Linked DNA regions of Homo sapiens: region 1 is linked to region 2. The links are chromatin contacts, found by Hi-C or POLR2A ChIA-PET in ENCODE. All regions are on one chromosome and are shown on one strand. The core of a region is the stretch at or near the end of the contact, and the rest is flanking DNA. Distances in the headings are between cores, read along the strand shown. Region 1 overlaps CAPN11 (calpain 11). Region 2 has its middle 28 kb from the start of MRPS18A.

Region 1 (5,617 bases), core at 653-3,152, 460 kb before region 2:
TTCCCCCGGAGGCAGCCGGAGTTGGCTGCTCACCTCCCGTGAGTTGGTGAAGATCTCTGAGAAGCCGTGGTCCTGATACTTCGTGAAGAATTCCTTCTTCAAGTGGACATCCTGAATGTTCTGAAACTATATGCATCCTGGAAGTGGGTACAGGACTGGCATGGGAGGTTAGGGAGGGAGGGTCCCCCAGGGTGAACAGCCTGGCCGGGCAGGGTTGGAGGTAGGTGCCACCACCAACTGACCTGGCCTGGACACCATCTAAGTGGCCCGCAACTCCAACAGGGTCTCTTCCTTTCCCGACCCCTACCAGCCCTGAAGAGGGCTGGAATCCTAACCCAGTGACCCCCAGAGCCTCTCGCCAAATTCCACCCTTTGCCAATCCACTTGCAGCCAGGGGTGGAGTGGGTATGTGTCCAGGAACAAGCCCCACATCTTTATCTTCTGTACCTCTTTTGGGACCTGGGAAGGGAAGAAAGAGGAGAGTCAGATCTCTAGGGTGGTGAAGGGCCTCAGGCCTTCAGAAGCCAAGTGGGATGTGTATAGTGTGTGTCTGTGTGTGTGTGTTGTTGGAGGGGTATTAAGGGCACTGGGATACTGGTGGTGGAGTGGGGCACGGGCTCTGACAGTTCAAAGGTCCTGGCATTAACAATCCCTCTGCTGCAGAGGTGGGAGGATTGCTTGAGCTGGAGGTCAAGGCTGCAGTGAGTCACGATCATGTCACTGCCCTCCAGCCTGGGCAATAGAGTGAGACCCTGTCTCAAAAAAAAAAAAAAAATTCCTTCAGCTTTGGATAGGAAAGTACAGTTTATGCAAGGTAGATTTTTATCATTCCAGGTTAAGGGAAGGAAACAGAATCCCAAAGATGTGAGGTGATTTGTCCAACCTCAGATGGCTGAAAAGTGAAAGAGTTAGGATAAAAATCTAGGACAGTGTTTTGCTTTTCCGTGGAACACTCATATCCTGCAGGAAGTGAATAGAAGATTACTAAAATTGAGGATCGAGGACAAATAAGTTTGTAAAAATGTGAGTTAAACCAAGTTAAACAGGTTGCTCTATTGCAGAGGTGGCTTATCAGCACCTCAGTGTGCTTGTGTGCACCGGAGAGCTCAGGCTGCAGTAGTCTTTCCTGAGCTTTTTTAACCTTGAAGATGTCTTTGAGACAGGGTCTCACTCTGCGCCCAGGCTGAAGAGCAGTGGTGCGATCATGGCTTGCCGCAGCTTCGACCTCCTGAGCTCAAGTGATCCTCTCACCTCAGCTTCTCGAGTAGCTGGGACCACAGGTGTGTGCCACCATGCCCGGCTAATTTTTTTTTTTTTTTTTTTTTTTAATCGAGACAGGGTCTTGCTGTGTTGCCCAGGCTGGTGTTAAATTCTTTGGGCATCCTCCAAGTGATCCTCCCACCTCGGCCTCTCAAAGTGCTGGGATAATAGGCATGAGCCACCTCCCCCAGCAAAAATGTTATCCTGAGGCACCAGTCTGTTAGCCTGGTGGACTAATGGCCCTAAGAGTAGGGCAAGGCTTGTGTCTGTTTTGCTCACTATTGAACCCCTGGAGACTGGACAGGGGCCTGGCACACAGTAGATGCTCCATAAATACTTGCTTATATAAGGGAATGCAAGTGAATGAACAACATTCTTTTGGAGAATGTGGAGAATTTTGCAAAGCATGGTTTGGCTTGGGAAATGCTTATCAGGGCTTTCTCTTGGCTCCTGGAGTGAGTACTGCTGGTGGGGCAGACAAGGGGGATGGATTGTCGGGCGGGGCGTGTGGAGAAGTCTCAGAGCGCCTGGGAATCAGGACACAGGCTTGGCCTCTGACCCTTGGATGTGTGAGCTTGGGCAAGTGACTTCATGTCTCTGGCCCGCAGGCTCCTTCCGCTTCCTTAAAGGCATTAGTAGTTAGTATTCCTAAGACCTTTGGAACAATGCCTGGCACAAAGGATGAAATCTGTGAAGAGAAAACTGCCGGCTCTGGCTTGAAAGGCACAAAGCACCATTCAAGAGTCAGGGCTCAGCCTGGGCAACATAGTGAGACCCTATCTTACGAAAAATTTTAAAAAACTAGCAGGACAATTGCCTGTAGTCCTAGCTAGTCAGGAGGCTGAGGTGGAAGGATTGCTTGAGCCTGGGAGGTCAGGGCCGCTGTGAGCCGTAATCACGCCACTGCATTCCAACCTGGGCAACAGATTGAGCTCCTGTCTTAAAAAAAAAATCAGGGCTGTGAAGCCTGTTGGAGCCTGTCCCTCTCCCAGGCAGGAAGTGGCCCTGGGGAGAAAGGAGTGAGGCCAGGCAGCCGGGTGTGGTGGCTCACACCTGTAATTCCAACACTTTGGGAGGCCGAGACAGGCAGATTACCTGAGGTCATGAGTTCCAGACCAGCCTAGCCAACATGGTGAAACCCCGTCTCTACTAAAAATACAAAAATTAGCTGGGCATGGTGGTGCACGTCTGTAATCCAGCTACTGGGAAGGCTGAGGCACGAGAATCACTTGAACTGGGGAGGCTGAGGTTGCAGTGAATGGAGATTGTGCCACTGCACTCCAGCCTGGGCAACAGAGTGAGACTCTGTCTCGAAAAAAAAAAAAGAAAGAAAGAAAGAAAGGAGTGAGGTCAGGTGAGGGAGAGTGAGTGGCGGGCGAGACCAGCCAGGCACCCACCGCGTAGAGGACAAAGCCAATGGTCTGCAGCTGGGCTCCCTGCTGCCGTGCATGCCGCCAGTTCTTCTGCATTAGGGCCACCAGGCAGGTGCAGACCACAACATTGCCCTCTGCGTCATCCTCTGGGTCATCCCCCTCAGGAAGAGAGATCTTAAACTGGGGGTTGGTCCAGAACGTGCCTGTGGCGGAAGTGGGTCAGCGTGGTTATACGGGGGCTTCCCTTGGCCACGCCCTTCCCAGGGTGGACCGAGCTTCCCCAGCCACACTGGAGCTGTCTCCTCCACAGGGGCTGTGAAATCTGACTAACCCTTGACCTCATGGACCCTGACTCCGGTGACTCGTGCCCCAGGTCTGGTTTCGTGGTGAGCCGTGGCCCATCCTTCACTCCCTGCACACCCCCTCCCCTCTCACCCCTCACCCACCAGGGTGGTTCCTGCAGCCCCCTGCGGAGCTGCCTCTGCGCCAGCTGCCCTCGTAGAAGGTGGTGTGCCAGTAGCTCTTGTAGTCCCCAGAGAGTGTATCAGGCGTGAGGTTGCAGATCTCCAGGAGCGTGAAGTTGTTCAGGAAATCTTGGTAGGACATCCTGTGGTGGGGTGGGGGTGGAGCCCGTCAGCAGCACACTTGCATCCTCAGTTCCCTCTCCCTGAACCACCCCCCACAACCACCCCAAGCCTCCCCATCCAAGGCACAGAGAGGAGCGGAGCAGGGAGATGAAGGACCAGGGCCTAGGGTGGTGGTAAGAAGCCCACCCCAAGCCACACTGACCAGAACTCCCCGTCCTCCGTCTTGTGCAGCAGCTGCATCTGGATGTCTGAGGCCACCTCTTCCCACTCCCTGGCACTGGAGCAGAGATGGGCGGTGGAAGGAGAGGGGCGGAGGTCATGTGGCACCTCCTTCCTCTCCAGGGGACTGCCTCTTCCCTGAATGTCTGCCTGCTGGGGTGCGGAGCTAGATGGAGAATCTAGAGGGAGGAGCTTTGCCCTGTTGTACAGGTTGTTCTCCTAGATGGGACACCAGTCGGTCCACCTGGCACCGCCTGCTGTATCCTCCGACCACCCCTCACCTGGGTTGGGGACACCTACCTGTCACTCCAAGCTCCATTCCACTCAATCCGGCCCCAGGGATTCCGGACCCGAATCAGTGTTTCCATTTTGCCTCTGTAGTGGACCTGGGTGGGCGGGGGTGGTTAAAGGTCAGAGTTATGGGGTCAGGGAGACGTTCTCCTCCTTCTCAGGGTCCTCAGGGTAGGGCGCATTTCTCAGGACTCACATCCTGAAGGCCAGTCACAGAGTAAGCGTGCCCTCTCACCAGCATCTTGTCAGTCATGGATTCCAGTTCACTATCACTGGTGACCTACAGAACAGAGAGGGAGGGAGAGCATGGAGGGCATGGAGGGCATGGAGGACCTGGACTGGGCACCCAAAGGAAGGGGCGAGCTCTCCAGGTTAATTTTTTTAAACTAAACTTTTAAATTATTATCATTATTTTGAAATAATTGCAGATTCACATGCAATTGTAACAAATAATACAGAGAAATCCCGTGTATCCCATACTCAGGTTCCCCCAGTGGTAACATCTGGCAAAACTACAGTGAAATATCAAAACTAGAACGTTTTAAAAATTATTATTATTATTTATTATTATTTGAGACAGAGCTTTGCTCTTGTTGCTCTTGGAGTGCAGTGGTGAGATCTCGGCTCACTGCAACCTCTGCCTCGCAGGTTCAAGGGATTCTCCTGCCTCAGACTCCCAAGTAGCTGGGATTACAGGCGCCCGCCACCACGCCTGGCTAATTTCTTGTATTTTTAGTATAGATGGGGTTTTACCATGTTGGCCAGGCTGGTCTTGAACTCCTGACCTCAGGTGATCCGCCCACCTCGGCTTCCCAAAGTGCTGGGATTACAAGCATGAGCCACCGCACCCGGCTTTATTATTATTTTTGAGACAGGGTCTCGCTGTGTCACCCAGGCTGGAGTGCAGTGGTGTGATCTCGGTTCACTGCAGCCTCAACCTCCCAGATTCAAACGAGCCTCTCACCTCAGCCTCCTGAGTAGCTGGGACTACAGGCTCTTGCCACCATGCCCAGCTAATTTTTGTATTTTTAGTAGAGATTGGGTCTTGCCATGTTGCCCAGGCTTGTCTCAAACTTCTGAGCTCAAGCAATCTGTCCTCCTCAGCCTCCCAAAGTGCTGGGATTGCAGGTGTGAGGCACCGTGCCCAGCCCAGAATGCTGATATGGATGCAATCTGTAAACCTTATACAGATTTCCCCAGTTTTACAAGTGCTCACTTTTGTGTGCTCTATGCAATTCCATTATGTGTAGTTTCATGTAGCCACCACCACTGTCAAGATATAGAACATTTCTATCACCACAAGCATCCCTTGAGTCGCCCTTTTATAACCAAACCCATCTCTTCTCATGACTCCACCTCCCTAAACCTTGGCAACCACTCATCTGTTCTTAATTTCTATTATTTTGTCATTTCAAGAATGTCATTTAAGGCCAGGCACAGTGGCTCACACCCGCAATCCCAGCACTTTGGGAGGCCAAGGCAGGCGGATCACCTGAGGTCAGGAGTTCAAGACCAGTCTGGCCAACATGGTGAAACCCCGTCTCTACTAAAAATACAAAACTTAGCCATGCATGGCAGCAGGTGCCTGCAATCCCAGCTACTCAGGAGGGTGAGGGAGGAAAATCTCTTGAACCCAGGAGGTGGATGTTGCAGTGAAACGAGATCGCATCACTGCACTCCAGCCTGGGTGACAGAGTGAGACTCTGTCTCAAAAAAAAAAAAAAAAAAAAAGAATATCGTGAATCATGCAGTGTGTAACCACCTTTGGAGGGGATTGTCTTTTTTTTTTTCTTTTTTCTCAGCTAATTAATTTCTTTTTTTTTTTTTTTTTTGGTAGAGATGAGGTCTCACTATATTTCTTAGGCTGGTCTTGAACACCTGGGTTCA
Region 2 (5,795 bases), core at 2,904-5,403:
ATCCAACTATCAAGATGTCACCAGGGAATGGGAAACCCAGAGCCCTTGGCAGAGAGAGCCTGCAGCGCCCAGAACCCAGGCCCGGGGCAAGCTGGGCAGGCCGGAGGGAGGGCAGTCTGGGGAGATGGAGTGTCCAGGCTCGTGCTTACTTCATCGTTATGATCGTTATGGGTAGAGTCAGCCAGGGGAGAGAGGCCTTCCTCTCCCAGCCAGGGCGCGCCCCTCCTTTCCACCCCACTCCCCAGTACTCCCAGTACAGCCACTCTCATGACCTCACTGCTACGGCCAGGCCAGGCCAGGCAGGTGGCCACGAGCCAGGGACCCGCCAAAATCCACATCCCCCAGAGACCATCGTGAGCCAGGCAGGGGCAGGATGTGTTGCTAGAATAGCCTCCACCCACCCAAACCAACGCCCGCGAAGACAGCCTGTCCTACCAAGTGTTTACTCCAGCCAGGCAGACTCACCTCCCTCTCAACAAGGCTGAACCTAGGGCAGTCCTTCACTATGGACCCTGTCTGTCAGCCAGACACATCCCACCTCCTCCTCCTCCCCTGCTAAATCCTGCTCGGCTGTCCTGTCCTTCCCTGAGTGACTTACCGGCCTCTCACCTCTCCACCATTTTGCAGTGATGGTAGTGGGGGTAGAGGGGTTGTGATGGAGATGGTGACATGGACACAGAAGTACTGGTCGTGACAGCCATTATAGCAGTTTCAGGGTGGTGATGGTAACAGTGAAGGGGATGATGGTGAAGGTGATGGCGGTGGTGATGGAGGTGGCAATGATGGAGACAGCGATGGTGGTGGAGGGAGTGATGTGATTGTCATAGTGGGAATGAGGTGAGTAGGGATGCCTCCCTCTGTAGGGTACAGGACCATGAAGAAACCGTTGGCCATGTCACTGAGGCCTACAGGAACATCGTGGTGAGTCGAGATTTTCTAGGGCATCCAGCACAGCAGGCCCCCAGAGCAGTAATGGCCTCTTCCCCTGTTTCCCAGTAGAGCATCATTATGTTCCCCTCTCAGACTCCTGGAGACCCCTCCAACTTGAAAGCAAGTGTCATCTGCCCTGGAATCTACTGGGGCCACCCTTGAAAGAAGGTGGACAGAGGCCAGGCTTGGGAGACAGAGGATCCTGGGTTGGAATCCTAACTAAATGGAGTTCACTTGGGTCTGAACCTCACTGTAAAATGGAAACCATAATTCTCTGTGGCAGGGTCATTGTGAGGATAGAGATAAATATCTTTAAAAGTGCCTGGCACAGAATAGTGGCAAGATAAATGGTCAATATTTTGTATCCTGTTTTCCAAGGCTTTCTTATGAAGCCTCCACCTACCCACTCCCCCCACCCCAACCCTCCTCCATATGCCTCCCTGTCTTCATTTTCTAGAGCTGCCGAAACAAATGACCACAAACTTGGTGGCTTAGAACAACAGAAATTTATTTTCTCACAGTTCTGGAGGCCAGAAGTCTGAAATTGAGATGCCAGCAGGGCCAAGTTCCTGTCCAGCTTCTGGTGGCTCAAAGCATTCCTTGGCTGTGGGCTCCAGTCTCTGACACCACCTTCACATGCGTCTTCACACGGCTGTCCCCACCACGTCTCTCAGTGTTTTTACTTGTTTCTTAGGAGGACGCTTTCACTGGATTTGGGGCCCACACTAATCCAGCGTGATCGCATCTCAATCCTCACCTTCATTACCTCTGCAAAGATCCTATCTCCAAATAAGGTCCCATGCTCAGGTTCCAGGTGGGCATAAACTTTGGGGGTCTCTATTCAATCCACTACATTCCCCAACCTCAGAGTGAGCCAAGCTTAATTCCCCAGACTCCCTATTACCTGGCACAGCCATGGTCCCTGCCCAAGCCTGCTTCCAGACCCCCACCCCTCTGCCCCTGCATGTCCCAGGTCCCGTGGCCCTGCGCCTGGGCTCCCCAGTGCCATGCGTGCATGCCTATGTGCATGTGCACAGATTCCCCCTTCACTTGGCGGTGAGAAAGGGGGATTCTAGGCTTCAGCAGGAGCCTACAGGGGCCTCTCTGCTCGGAAATGCTTCTTCCTCTCCCCCTGGCAGCTGTTTGGCTTGGCGGGGGCCCATCTGGCAGGCTCAGCAGCCAAGGAGCCCTAGGGGGCAGTGGGAGGGAATGGTGAGGGGCAGGCAGCTCCGTAGTCCTCAGGCCCAGGCCCTGGGAGCTGGGCCAATGGCGGGCCTCCCTGCTGGCTGGCTCCAGCCCCTTCGCTCTTGGTTCTCCTCCTCCCTGGTCTCCCGTCCTCCCCATCCTGTAAAGGGGAATTCTGGAGACCCTCCACCACCCTGCACTAGCCAAGGAGAAGACGTGCAGAAGAGGAGCAGCAACTGGCAAAGCAAGAAACACACCCAGGGAAAGGGCAGTCAGTGGCTCCTGAGGATCCGCTCATGGGGGCTCTGGATACTCTTTGAGGGCACCCTAGGACAACCTGGACTTCTCCCAACCTCTGATATTCTGTCCTCTGCTCCTTCCATGTTCCTGAAATTTCCTGTCCCTGGTGTCCCCTCCAGGGCACTTGCCTTCTTCCAGGGCCCCTCTGAACCCCCAAGCTGTTGCCTACTTTTCTGGGTCAGGCCTCTCTTCAGTAAGCAGGACAGAAAATGATGCCCTCAGCCCCTAGCAGGTCCTACAACCTCTTTCTACTGATGGGAAAATGTAAAACACATGCGCACACACGCACACACACACACACACACACACAGGGAGGGGCACAGGATAATGAGCCTGGGCTTTAGGGTTCATTTGGCCTGGGTTCAAGTTGCAACCCTGCACTTGACACCTGTGTGATCCTGGACAGGTAACTTAGCCTCTCTGAGCCTTGATATAGCCTCATAAAAGTAAGACTACTCATAGCTAACTTCCAGGGTTGCAAGGATAAAATTGCATAGCCTCTGAAATAAGGTAGGTATTCTCTAAATGACAACAACTTCCTATGTGCCAGGCACTGCATTAAGCACTTTGCATAGATTATCTCATTTAATACTAATAATAACTTTATGAAATAGAAACTATTTCATGGCTAAGGAAGCTGAGCAGTTTGCTTTGGGTCCCAGAACTGGTTGAGAGATTGAGCTGAGATTTGATTCTAAGCGCTGTGAATCCAAACCCTGCACTCGAAACTACCATGCTCTGTTGCCTATGCTACTGGCAGTGTAGACATGGTAGATGGTGTTAGTATTAATACCACAGAGAGCAGCTGGGCTGCAGGGGTTTTCCCGGGGCCCCTGCAGGTGCAGCTTGGAGGTCAACCTTACCCTGCACACAGATTTGCATGCAGCTTGAAAGTCGGGATCTGCCTGGCTGCCTTAGTAATTCTGGAGTCCTGGACACGAGGGCCAACCCATCCCAGTCACAGGAGACCACTGAAACTGAAGCTCCCAAGGCTCTCGTGCCTTGGCACATCTGGAAGCTATTAGCCTCCTTTCTACCACCTACCCCCTCAACCCCGCCCCCCAGCCAGCTGTTCACAGTGGCTAATTCTGGGAAGTGCCCCTCAGCCAGTGGCTGCCTGCAGGGGAGCGGGGAGGGGGGTTCCTCACCAACACATCCATGGGGTGGAGGGGAGGTGGGCAGGCAGCAGAGGGTTAATCTGAGTAACTACAGCTGCTGGTCTCCTCCCCCAACCCACAGATAGATAGCCAGTGGGGTTACTCCTGGTTGAGTAATGAGGAGGGAAGAGAGCGGGAGGAGGCAGGGGTGAGTGTGGAGGGAGACCAAGGAGCAGAGACTGAGAAAATGTTTCTGCTGGCAAAGATCTTTAAAAGGTCATCTGATATTGTCCATCCCCCTGTTTCCTGGGGGTCACGGTGACCTCATGGTGTAGTGGAAAGAGGGCAGTCTTTGTAGTTGAGCAAAGCTGGGTCACAATCCTGACTCCGTCGCTGTCAGTCTGTACAACCTTGAGCAAGGTCCTTACCCTCTCCAGGCCTAAGCAGCCTCATTTGTGCAATGGGAGAACAGCACCCCTCTGGCAAGGCTGCCAAGAGAGTTCTGGGAGATACAGTCTGGTCCATGCCCAAAAACATTCGCTCCCTCATCTCTAAGAGCGGCAAGAAGCTTCGAGAGAGGTCTTCCCTTGGTTCCACTACCTGCCTCACTTTCTGGGATCTCACCGTCTAGATCCTGAATCCAGCACACCCATCTTACTGTGAGGCCTGCCGTCAAAGCCATGCCCTGCCTAGAGACTTGACTTGCCCTCCTCTCTGCCCAGCGCTGCCCTCCTCACTTTCTAAACTTGCTGAAGACCCCCACCGCCGGCACTGACAGCTCCCACTGGCTCCAATTGTCCCAAACCTCCCTCCACCCCGTAGTACCTGTGTCATTCAGGAGGTTATCTGACATCTCTGAACTCAGTTATCCTGGGGGTTAAATGTCGCTGCTGCAAAAATGCCTCCTTATATACTACTGCGCGTAATCTTCATAGCAATTCTTGAAAATAAGATCTAACCACAATTTTGTATATCGAGAGGGAAGAACAGATGCTAACTTTTTTTTTGTTTTTCAGATTTGAGACAGGATGTCACTCTGTCACCAAGGCTGGAGTGCAGTGGTGCAATCTGCTCACTGCATGCAAACTTCACCTCCTGGGCTCAAACAATCCTCCCATCTCAGCCTCCCAAGTAGCTGGGATTACAGGTGCATGCCACCACACCTGACTTTTTTTTTTTTTTTTTTTTGAGGTGAAGTTTCATTCTTGTTGCCTAGGCTGGAGTGCTGGGGTATAATCTTGGCTCACTGCAACCTCCGCCTCCCGGGTTCAAGTGATTCTCCTGCCTCAGCCTCCCGAATAGCTGGGATTGCAGGCACCCACCACCACATCCAGCTAATTTTTTTTTTTTTTTTTTTGAGACGGAGTCTCGCTCTGTCGCCCAGGCCAGACTGCGGACTGCAGTGGCGCAATCTCGGCTCACTGCAAGCTCCGCTTCCCAGGTTCACGCCATTCTCCTGCCTCAGCCTCCGAGTAGCTGGGACTACAGGCGCCCGCCACCGCGCCCAGCTAATTTTTTGTATTTTTAGTAGAGACGGGGTTTCACCTTGTTAGCCAGGATGGTCTCGATCTCCTGACCTCATGATCCACCCGCCTCGGCCTCCCAAAGTGCTGGGATTACAGGCGTGAGCCACCGCGCCCGGCCAATTTTTGTATTTTTAGTAGAGATGGGGTTCCACCACGTTGGCCAGGCTGGTCTTGAACTCCTGACCTCAGGTGATCCACCCACCCCAACCTCCCAAAGTGCTGGGATTATAGGCGTGAGCCATGGCACCTGGCCGATGCTAACATTTATTAAAGACTTGCTGCACACCAAGCCATGGACTGGGCCTGAGAGAAAAGCTGAGGAAATCCTGGATTTTCCCCTTAGAAGACTTTAATACTTGAAGAATTTTAATAAATGAAGAACTGGTTAGTATCTCCTACTGGTGCTACTGCGCAAAGGGCCTGTGTCCCCAGGCAACCAGACAGCCTCCCCCTCATTATCCTGGCTGGGACACAGAGAACAGCTGCTGAGCCCTAACCCAAGGGGCTGTTCCGTCACCTGCAATTGGGTGGCCCCTACACCCCCTTTCACAAGTCATTCCCCTTCCTGTTGCCCGACAAGCTCTAGTCCCTCTGGAGCAATGAAATCACATCCCACATGCTCCTAGCCTCCATTCTTAGCTTTTCCTCGAATCCACACCCGCTTAACCCATTTGATGACTGATCTGCAGGAGCCAATCCAGGTTAGTTCTTTGCCGTTATTTAACCACTGTTCACTGAGTGCTTCTTCCGTGCTAGG

The links. A loop is a pair of places that touch in the nucleus more often than their neighbours do. ChIA-PET counts read pairs that join two places held with the same protein, here RNA polymerase II (POLR2A). Pooled maps may share reads with other maps.
Region 1: a pooled map shows a loop between it and region 2 (2.9-fold over the local background). The contact joins two enhancer-like sites. A Hi-C loop is called at or near these places in 3 of 50 pooled maps. POLR2A ChIA-PET finds 5 or more read pairs at or near these places in 3 of 52 experiments (H1, Panc1 and activated naive CD8-positive, alpha-beta T cell).

Annotation. Positions count from the first base shown.
Region 1 is chr6:44,174,461-44,180,077 of GRCh38, reverse strand. It overlaps CAPN11 (calpain 11), which reads right to left. Exons shown (of 23, transcript NM_007058.4): 8 at 3,927-4,010; 9 at 3,740-3,825; 10 at 3,423-3,497; 11 at 3,080-3,240; 12 at 2,658-2,836; 13 at 448-459; 14 at 1-126. Among named protein-coding and RNA genes, the nearest start is that of CAPN11, 18 kb to the right of the region's middle. RefSeq lists an enhancer at 2,723-3,425. Within about 2 kb of position 1,902, at least 9 of the 41 ENCODE cell types and tissues checked have a DNase peak (open chromatin) inside an H3K27ac peak, as active enhancers do.
Region 2 is chr6:43,712,549-43,718,343 of GRCh38, reverse strand. No RefSeq gene overlaps it. Among named protein-coding and RNA genes, the nearest start is that of MRPS18A, 28 kb to the right of the region's middle. Within about 2 kb of position 4,153, at least 9 of the 41 ENCODE cell types and tissues checked have a DNase peak (open chromatin) inside an H3K27ac peak, as active enhancers do.